Linked DNA regions of Homo sapiens: region 1 is linked to region 2. A link is a contact called in ENCODE Hi-C or POLR2A ChIA-PET data. All regions are on one chromosome and are shown on one strand. The core of a region is the stretch at or near the end of the contact, and the rest is flanking DNA. Distances in the headings are between cores, read along the strand shown.

What was found. A loop is a pair of places that touch in the nucleus more often than their neighbours do. ChIA-PET counts read pairs that join two places held with the same protein, here RNA polymerase II (POLR2A). Pooled maps may share reads with other maps.
Region 1: a loop to region 2 is called in a map with no recorded cell type, with 14 times the contacts of the local background. The contact joins two enhancer-like sites. A Hi-C loop is called at or near these places in 12 of 37 single-sample maps with no recorded cell type and 4 of 50 pooled maps. POLR2A ChIA-PET finds 5 or more read pairs at or near these places in 1 of 52 experiments (B cell).

What each region holds. Positions count from the first base shown.
Region 1 is chr22:48,043,325-48,048,110 of GRCh38, forward strand. LOC124905150 (a long non-coding RNA gene) reads right to left here. Exons shown (of 2, transcript XR_007068162.1): 2 at 1,386-1,677. Among named protein-coding and RNA genes, the nearest start is that of MIR3201, 230 kb to the right of the region's middle. RefSeq lists an enhancer at 1-220. Within about 2 kb of position 2,272, at least 2 of the 41 ENCODE cell types and tissues checked have a DNase peak (open chromatin) inside an H3K27ac peak, as active enhancers do.
Region 2 is chr22:47,917,516-47,922,104 of GRCh38, forward strand. No RefSeq gene overlaps it. Among named protein-coding and RNA genes, the nearest start is that of EPIC1, 290 kb to the left of the region's middle. Within about 2 kb of position 1,744, at least 2 of the 41 ENCODE cell types and tissues checked have a DNase peak (open chromatin) inside an H3K27ac peak, as active enhancers do.

The sequences.
Region 1 (4,786 bases), core at 1,022-3,521, 130 kb after region 2:
GGTAGGGGCTTCTCTGCCTGTGGCCTTGGGGCCCTGCAGCCCCACCTGAGTGCAGAAAATGCCCAGGCCCTACCCTTGCCATCAGCCCATGCCCACCTGGCCCTTACCTGGGGATCTGCCATGTATCAGCTGTGATCATGGGACTGTGGCCTGGGCAGCCTCCCTGGCCCTCCAGCTGGAACTGTGGGTGGGAATGGAAGGGGCTGAGGCCTTTCCCAAGGAAGTTCTTAGCCCATTCCCCAAAAAGGACCCAGAGAATATTTTGGCTTCTGTTTCAGAACAAACTCCTTCTAAATAAATAAATAAATAAATAAATACAGTCGTGTGTTGCTTAAAGACAGGAATATGCTCTGAGAAATGCACCTGTGGGTGATTTTATGGCTATGTGAACATCACAGGGTGCACTCACACACACCTGGGCGGCACAGCCTCCTACACACCGAGGCTATGTGGTATGGCCAGTTGCTCCTGGGCCATGCACCTGTTCAGTGTGTGACTGTATAGATCCTGCAGGAGACTGCAGCACAATGGCAAGTACTGTGCCATCTAAACAAAGAAAAGGCACAGTGAAGGTGGAGCGTCCTAATCTCAGGAGACGACCTTTGTTTGTGAGGTCTATTATTGAGAGAAATCTCATTTAATGGCACGTGATTGTCAGTAGGTAGGTAGATAGGTAGGTAGATAGACGGATAGATAGTTGAATAGATAGGCAGATAGATGATAGATAGATTGATAGATAGATAGACGGATAGATAGATAGATGGATGGATACATAGACTGATAGACTGACAGACAGACGATAGATTGACAGACAGACGGATAGGTAGATGGATAGGCAGACAGACAGATAGATGGATAGATAGATTGACAGACAGATAGATAGATAGATAGATAGACAGACGGATAGACAGATAGATGGATAGATAGATGGATAGATAGACTGATAGATAGACGGATAGATAGACGGATAGGTAGATAGATGGATAGATAGACGGATAGACAGGCGGATAGATAGACAGACGGATAGATAGATGGATAGATAGATGGATAGATGATAGATAGATAGATAGATAGATAGATAGATAGATAGATAGATAGACATTGTTTCTTTTTATTGGCATCAGCAGAGTCTGAAATGAGAACTACAGAAACAATCCCAGCCCCCAGCCCCCAGCCAGAAGGAACCTGAAGTTTCAGGGCTAAGGAGCAGATGTGTTGCCAGGAAACTTAACCCCCACACCAGCCTCAGCCTCAGATGCAGCCTGTGTTTAGTGGAGCTGGCTTAAAAAAAAACACATAATAAAGCAGGGATGGTAGGGGGTGCTGATTCCTTGAGTATTTGCTGGAAGCATGAGTAATCATGGCTCAGTGAAGTGACACTGAAATGCTGTTTTCCCTTTATTGTCATTAACGTTGATAGCGGTGACAACCCCCAGTCCTGTGTTTCTGTGGCGTGCATGTGTCAGAACTCCCAGAACTTTACCAGCAGCCGCTCTTCTGTGCAATGCGCAGAGCAGTGGGTGGGAGAAGGCGTCTCAGGTCCTCATCCCAGGGCTTGGCAGGAAAACGGGGCTGGATCGGATTCAGGAGACCAGCTCCCTCTACCTGTTTCTGCTCCCCTTTACCCAGGCAGCCTTGGGTGAGACACAGGTCGTCCCAGAACCTCAGTGTCATCCTCTGTAAAATGAAGAAATTGGATGCCACCCTTAGGAAAATCTTTCTGGTTATGATATTCTGTGTATGAGCCACTAACTGAATAACTGAAGTCAGACAAACTCCCGTTGTCTAAATTATCTGAAAAATCTCAGGCTGTGAAGCTGAACAGATGGATGAATTTAATAAATGCATCAAGGATCGTTGCTATGGCAGTTTCGTGATCTGTAAAATGGGTTTCATGATGACCTTTTTGGGCATTCTAAGATTCAGAGCAATGAAATTTTCAAAGCTCTCAGCTCAGTGCTAGGCACATGGTAGACAGGAAGTCAAACTCAGCTGTTGTTCAAGCTGGATTCATGTCCAGACCCTGCCACCAAATCGCCAGGTAGTTCCCCCGTGAGAGAAGGTGAATTCTGCTCAGTCTCCCCAGTCCCCAGTCCAGCAAGGGTTCTGAGCACAGTGAGGTTGGGGACGCCTGTTCAGGAGCTGAGCTCTGGTCTCTGAGCTTCATTCTGGGCTGAGCTGGCTGTGAGACCCCAGCTGTGTGTCTTCAACAGTCAAAACACCTGTTTGTCCAATGTCGGCCCTCAGGAAGGAGGGTGTTAGGTCTAACCCCAGGGCCTCCCCACCCACCAGCCTGCTGTGGGACGATGGTTTCAGTGGTTTATTCACAACCACAGTGATGTCTCCACTCACAGCTGCCTTCCCTCTCTGCCTTTCCCCACAGCAGGGAGTGGCAGTGACACTGCTCCATGGAACACCTGAAACATTTTCTTTTTCTTTGAGACAGAGCCTCACTCTGTTGCCCAGGCTGGAGTGCAGTGGTGCGATCTCGGCTCCCTGCAGCCTCCACCTCCCTGGATCAAGCGATTTTCCTGCCTCAGCCTCCCAAGTAGCTGGGATTACAGGCGCCTGCCACCAAACCCATATAATTTTTTTTTTTTTTTTGGTATTTTTAGTAGAGATGGGGTTTCGCCATGTTGGCCAGGCTGGTCTCGAACTCCCGACCTCAGGTGATCCACCCGCCTCGGCCTCCCAAAGTGCTGGGATTACAGGCGTGAGCCACCGTGTCAGGCTACCTGAAATATTTTCAATCCCCAACTTCTGTTTTTGCGGAATGGCAACCATTCAGTGACCTGAGCTTAGATCTCCTGAACCGGCGTCCCAAACCTCACTGTGCTCGGGATGCTTGCTATACAGGGAACTGGGACACTGGGCAGAATTCACCTTCTCTCACAGGGGAGCAAAGTTGCTCGGCAATTTGGTGGCAGGGCCTGGACGTGAATTCAGCTTGAACAGCCACTGACTTTGATTTCCTGTCTACATGTGCCTGGCACTGAACTGAGTGCTACGAAGGTCTCATTGCTTTGAATCTTATAAGCCATTTCTTCCCATTATAAAAACATATAGAAGTTAGTCTAAGAAACCCATGAATTTGTGCTAGGGAGTGGATTCAGAGCCCAGGAGCCCAGAAAGGTGAGCTCCTGGGTGACTCCAAGGACCAGGGTCCTCTCCTGGCCTCCGCTCTGCATTTGACAGTGAGGAGCTTCCCAGAACTCTTTCTGCCAAAGCCACGTCCACCCCCGGCATGGGATTCTGGGTCTGAGCAGAGGGGACCCTCGGACTTCCTTGAGGCCTGTGCCTGGTAGCAGCCTCATAACCAGCTCCAAGGTTTTTCTTTTTGAATGTGTACAAGTGATGCTCTCTGACGCCCAAATGCTCTCATCTCGATGCTTGGTGTCAGTTTTAAATTTGATTTCCATGACATAGAGCTTTGGACATAGGATGAGAGTTACCCCTAAGTGTGGGATGCAGCTCAGGAGATACCATTATTAAAAACATCAGTCCACGCATACACACGGCTTCTCTCTTCATGCTCCTTCCTGACAGGAAGCCCGGGCAAGATGTATTCTTATTCTTTCACTATTGTTGCTACTCCTGTCTTTCCCTTCCCACACTGAGGTTCAGCGCTGTCTACACTGGGGGGTGCCCTCTGCTCCCTGAGCTGGAGGTAAGTCTCATTTCTTGTAGTGGGTTGAATGATGATTCCCAAAATACCACGTCCACATTGTAGCCCCTGGGACCTGTGAATCTGAGCTTATTTGGTGAAAAGGTCCTTGCAGATGCAATTAAGAATCTTGTGGGCGGGCACAGTGGCTCGCACCTGTAATCCCAGCATTTTGGGAGGCTGAGGCAGGTGGAACAACTGAGTCCAGGAGTTCGAGACCAGCCTGGCCAACATGGTGAAATCCCATCTCTACTAAAAATATAAAAATTAACTGGACATGGTGGTGCATGCCTGTAATTCCAGCTACTCAGGAGGCTGAGGCAGGAGAATCTCTTAACCTGGGAGGCAGAGGTTGCAGTTAGCCGAGATCGTGCCATTACACTCCAGCCTGGGCAACAGAGCAAGATCTTGTCTCACAAAAAAAAAAAAAAAGAGTCTTGTGATGAGCTCATCTGGATTAGGGTGGGTCCTAAATCCAATGACAAGCGTCCCTAGAAAAGATGGGGAGAAGCACAAGGGGAGGCCACATGAAGATGGAGACAGAGATGGGGGTGGTGCCTCTACAGGCCTGAAGTACCCAGAAGCTGGAAAGGGGCCTGGAATAGACTTTCCCTCAGAGCCTGCAGACGGAGACAACCCTGCCGTCACCTCCATCTGGGGTTTCTAGCCTTCAGAACTGTGAGGGAGTCCATGCCTGTTGTTTTAACACCACCTTGTTTGGGTTAATTTATTAGGGCAGCTGTAGGTAACTAACACATCCTGAATCCACAGCCTGGGAGCTTCCCCCTCTTGGAAGTGCCTCTGGGCTTCTCCATGGCTCCGCTGGGCTGGAACAGGCTGGGGGAAAGGGTCCCCTCCGTTCAAGGTGGGTACTCAGGGGCTGTTGCCTCTGTGCTCAGTCCATGCTAAAGACAAAGCCAGAGGCTGGCTCCTGTGCCTGGCCCTGGCCCAGTGATGGTCCTGGATCGCTCTCCTGCCCTGCTGGTGGACTCTTCCTTTTGCGGGGCCTACAGCCTTCCTGACTGTGGGGCTGAGAACTGCGTCAGCATGAACCGAGCCCACCTTGCATCCTAAGCTGTTAGTGAGACGCTCCAACTCCTGATTCCCTCAGCAGTAGATGAC
Region 2 (4,589 bases), core at 494-2,993:
CACTGGGTAGGCTTAGATTATTAGTGTAACTCAGTGGCACTCACCCTGCACAGAACCATGAACAGGCACTGCTTCCCAAAAGCAATGGGCCCAATCCCAGGGCCCTCTGTAATCTGTCCTGATGCATGGTTAAAAGCTTAGTATTGCGACTCTTTAATTTAGAAAAATCAATCAAACTTTGACAATTTTTCCTTCTTCCCTCCCTCTCCTTCCTCCCTTTACTGCCTCCCTCCCTCTCCTTCCTCCCTAGTCCCTCTCCTTCCTCCCTAAGTCCCTCTCCCTCTTCTCTCTCCTTCCTCCCTGTCCTTCCTCCCCTCCTCCCTCTCTTTACTGCCTCTCCCTCCTCCCTCTCCTTCTTCCCTCTCCTTCCTCCTTGTCTCTCCTCCCTCTCCTTCCTCCTTCTCCTTCCTCCCTACCTCCCTCTCCCTCCTCCCTCTCTTTCCTCCCTCCCTCTCCTTTCTCCCTTCCTTCTCTTCTTCCTTCAGTTAGGAAGGAAGTGCCATTACATGCCAGGCACTGGTATCAGGACAGGGGATACAAAGAAAATGCCTAATTCATGCAAGTCATTTTAGCTTGCACCCGGTATGTCTTGGATTGCTAGTTCTGAGAGAAAGGAACCAGCGCACCAGGAAGACCCTCAGGCAGCCCCATGGACAGTTCTGTGCAGAGAGGGATCCAGGCCCCCAGCCAACAGCTGGCAACAAATGCCACTCATGTGGATGAGGCCTTGGAAGTAGACCCTTCATCTCAATCAAACTTTGATGACTACAGCCTGGCCAACATCTGACTGCAGACAGGAGAGACCCCAAGCGAGGACTACCCAGCAAACTCTTCCCAAATGTATGGCTCATAGAATCTGTGTACACGATAAAGGCCCCTAAGTGCTGGGGTGATCCATCATGCAACATTCGATAACTGCAACAGACACTGAGCCCAGTGGTTGGTGCACCATCAATGCTCAGACAGTGGTGGCTGCTGCTTCTGTCAAATAACAGCAGTTCCATGTTCTGACAGATGTCCTAGATTATTCCAGGAAGTCGCATGGCTCCAGACTCCCTCCACACCCACAGTGCCCCCTGAGGAAGCCTGGCCCCACAGATGGTGACTGGCGGGAGCCATCAGACCCCCTGTCTGATTGATTGCACTTGAGTGCTAGAGAGGAGGCCATGAGAGAAAGTCACACACGTGAAACTCACACGGGAAACCACAGCCTCTGCACCTCCGCAGGACACGGCACGGTAGCTCAGCCAGAGCCTTGGCGACCTTGGGTGCCCTTCGCGAGCTCCTGCTTCCGGAGCCGGCTCTGCAGCTGTTCTTCCTCCTCTTGTGTCTCTTGTAGCTTATAATAAAAATCTCTCTCTGGGAATTTCTTTGTTCTTTGAGCATTTCTTTGTTTCTTGCAGCCTAAAAGAGCCCATCTCAAACAACAAGGGTCTGGGTGGAGGAAGGGTTAAGGACATCTTATTTAGACTCAAAGAGCCCAATCAAGCCTTCTGCCTGAATGGAATGATTTGTGCAGTTCCTCGGTGAGACAAGAAGCTGCTTCTCTGCTCTGCCTACTAAGAAGGCCTGGATTTCCATACATAAGTAGATAAACACAACGTGCTGAAGGCAGACAGGGAAAGCAAGAAAGAACACACTATTCATTAACTTCTCCGCTTCCTAATAGGATCACCACGGGCTGAGCAACATTTCTGCTTGAGTACCCCAGCACAAAGCCCTGTCTGGGCCTCAGCCACCTGGTAATTCTCAATTAGGCTCCACGGCAGCACTAACGGCTGGCTGTTGGCTCCTACAGGTAGAGCTTATTCAACAAGGGGCCCGAGCTGTATGCCCGGAGATCACGCATGCCCAGCCTGCTGGGCCACCGTGGGCGCTGGGCAGTCTCTCTGCATTTGACCCTTTCATGATGCAGCTCCCAGTTCCCTGGGGTGGGGGCTGAGGAGCCTGGCAAGCCAGTGTGGCCATCCCCAAGTTACTCAGCACCACAGGCAGCAGCATTTTACAGCACATAGGAGGGAGCAAACCTTGCAAAAATGGATCGATAGAGACTGCTTATTGAAAGAACCTTGAACAAGCACATGTGTAAGGATTGAGAATGTGGTGTCTGAACTGGCAGCATGTGCCCAGAGCAGCACAGACCTCCCAGGAAAATGAAGAGAGGAAATCGAGGTCCCAGCAGCCCCAAGGCCCTATCTTCCTGTTTCTGCAATCACAGAGTCTTCACCTTGCCTTTTGCTCAAAGCACCGGACATCAACCTGTGGGCCATTGTCCACATTTGGCTGTCTGTACCTAGACCTGCACTGATGGATGTGGCATGCTCAGAGGTGGAGCAGATTCAGGCTGTTGTCAACAATGGTTTTGAACTCACCATCATGTTCTAAGTTAAATATTCCTCCGTGCATCATCCACCTGAATGGTTGTTCTGTGATCCCTGGAACAAGAAGATAGAGCTCCAAATGGCACAACCAGATAAGCATCACCCACCCCCGCTCAAGAATTCTGTTCGAAGTGTGCTTATTCCCACCTGGGCACACAATGTACCCATACAATAAAGCTTGCTGAAGTTGCAAACCTGCCCGAACATGGGGCTCTCCTACGTGACCATGCACCTAAAGGGCTCCAATCCCTCTGCCAATCACCCTAAGAAGTTTCCAACCTGCTCCATTTGGCTGAGAATCCTTTACTGGCTCCCCATCACCAGTGTGAATTAAGTCGCACCCCCTTAGCCTTCCTCCAGAGCCTTCTCTGAATTGACCCAGCCTGGATTTCACCTGTCAGTCATTCTTTGATATCCTTGTCTGTGAGTCCCTTATCCTGAATATGCTGAGCCCCTACTGAATACGCCCTCCCACCGTGAGGCAGGATAGCGCCGTGTGGAAGGCACAGGCCTGTGGATCAGACAGACCTGGACTCTGATTACTTAATCTGTTTGAACCTCAGTTTCCTCATCTATAAATTCAAAATACTCATCATCGTCTGTGCTGTGTAGGGTTGGCAAGAGGATTACACGTCAGTCCTGGAAAGCAGGACTCAAGGCCCAGCATGCAGTGCACACTAACCACCCGTCGACACTCCAGGGCCCCCCACTCTAAGCATGCCTACTGTGTGGTGAAGTCACTGCCTTCATTGCGGTTATGGCCATCATCCTCCTCACTTCTGCCTTTCCCGTGGTGACCTGGACTCCTTCTCACCCCTTCCTGCATGGCCCCTGCTCACCCCTTCCTTTCCCAGCCTCTGCTGGAGGCTCCAAGCTCCAGATCCTGATGTAGGGCCAGCCTTGACCATGTCTGCCTGAGCCTGGATTGCTGTTCTGTGGCTGGACTTTGTGGGGATTTGCAACAGCCGAGCCTCACCATGCCCAGCTCAGAGGCCGTCCTTAGCATGAGTCCTTTCATGTGACATCATTTAATTAAGTGTTATATTGTATGGGTCTATAAATGTCCACCTGAATTTAAATCTGCCAATAAAACTAAAAATCTCCTATAAAAGGAAGACAATGATTGTGAGCAGATATGGCCAAATGCCCATAAATCAGAAGGGGTGATGTCTCCAGGCAGAGGCTGGAATTGGAGTCACTAAGTCAGGTAGGGACCATCACCCACAGCCAAGGGGCCTTTCTTTCAGATGCCACTGTGTACATTTAGGATGTGATGATCTGAAGTGTGGAACAGTCACCCCCACAGTGCATGTAGCTGAGGGCACGCCAGGACCCTGACGCCAAGCTGCCCGGCCCCACCTGGGCACTCTTCCTACCGCAGCAGAAGCGAATTTCGGGCCTAGAGGAAATCGAGCCTGTCCATCCAGGGACAAACCCAGGCCTGGTGGGCCCTGTGCGGGAGTTTCCCAGAGGTAACCTGGTACCCAGCCAGGGGCAGACAAGTAACTGTGCTGGAGTCCCTGAAGGACCAGACGAGGGTGTTTCCCAAAGCAGGGCACACGGAGGCTCCTTCACTCGTGGGTTTCTCACTGGGACCCTGAGAGGTTCTGAGAGCAGGGAGCATCCCTGGGTAAAGGAGACATGGTTGCACCTGAAAGAAGGGTGCTGGGCTGTAGAACGCTGCACAGAGGTGAGCCCAGAGCTGAGACAGATTGCACCTGGGGCCTCTGCCCTCCAGCCCGGGGCCTGTTCTCCTGGGCAAGGCAGCAAACCTTGTAGCGTAGTTCTCTGTGCCCATCCAGTCTCGAGGTCACATGTAGAAAACTGCAGTTTTCTAAGAAAAACCAGGCTTCCAGTGGGTGTAAAGCCTTGAGCTCCCAGCTGGTCCATCAAGGCTCAGACTGGTTTCCAGCACAGTCCCATGATGGGCTCAGCTCAGCACCGAGTGTGCACAGAACGCCCACGCAGTATCTCAGAAAGTGTGGAATCCAGGACTGACAAGCGTGCCCTATCTCCCTCCAGCCAGGGTTCTGGCATCCACTCAGAGAGCCTCTCAGACCCAGGGGACCTGGAAATGCTAGCCTTTCCTAATCAACCCCACCTCCCTTCCACTCCACAATCCCCCCGTCACCTTAACCATCCCACCATCCTGGCTCAGGCCCTCTGCCTCCCTGTAGAGCTGTTTATACCCATGACTTTCCTCTTCCT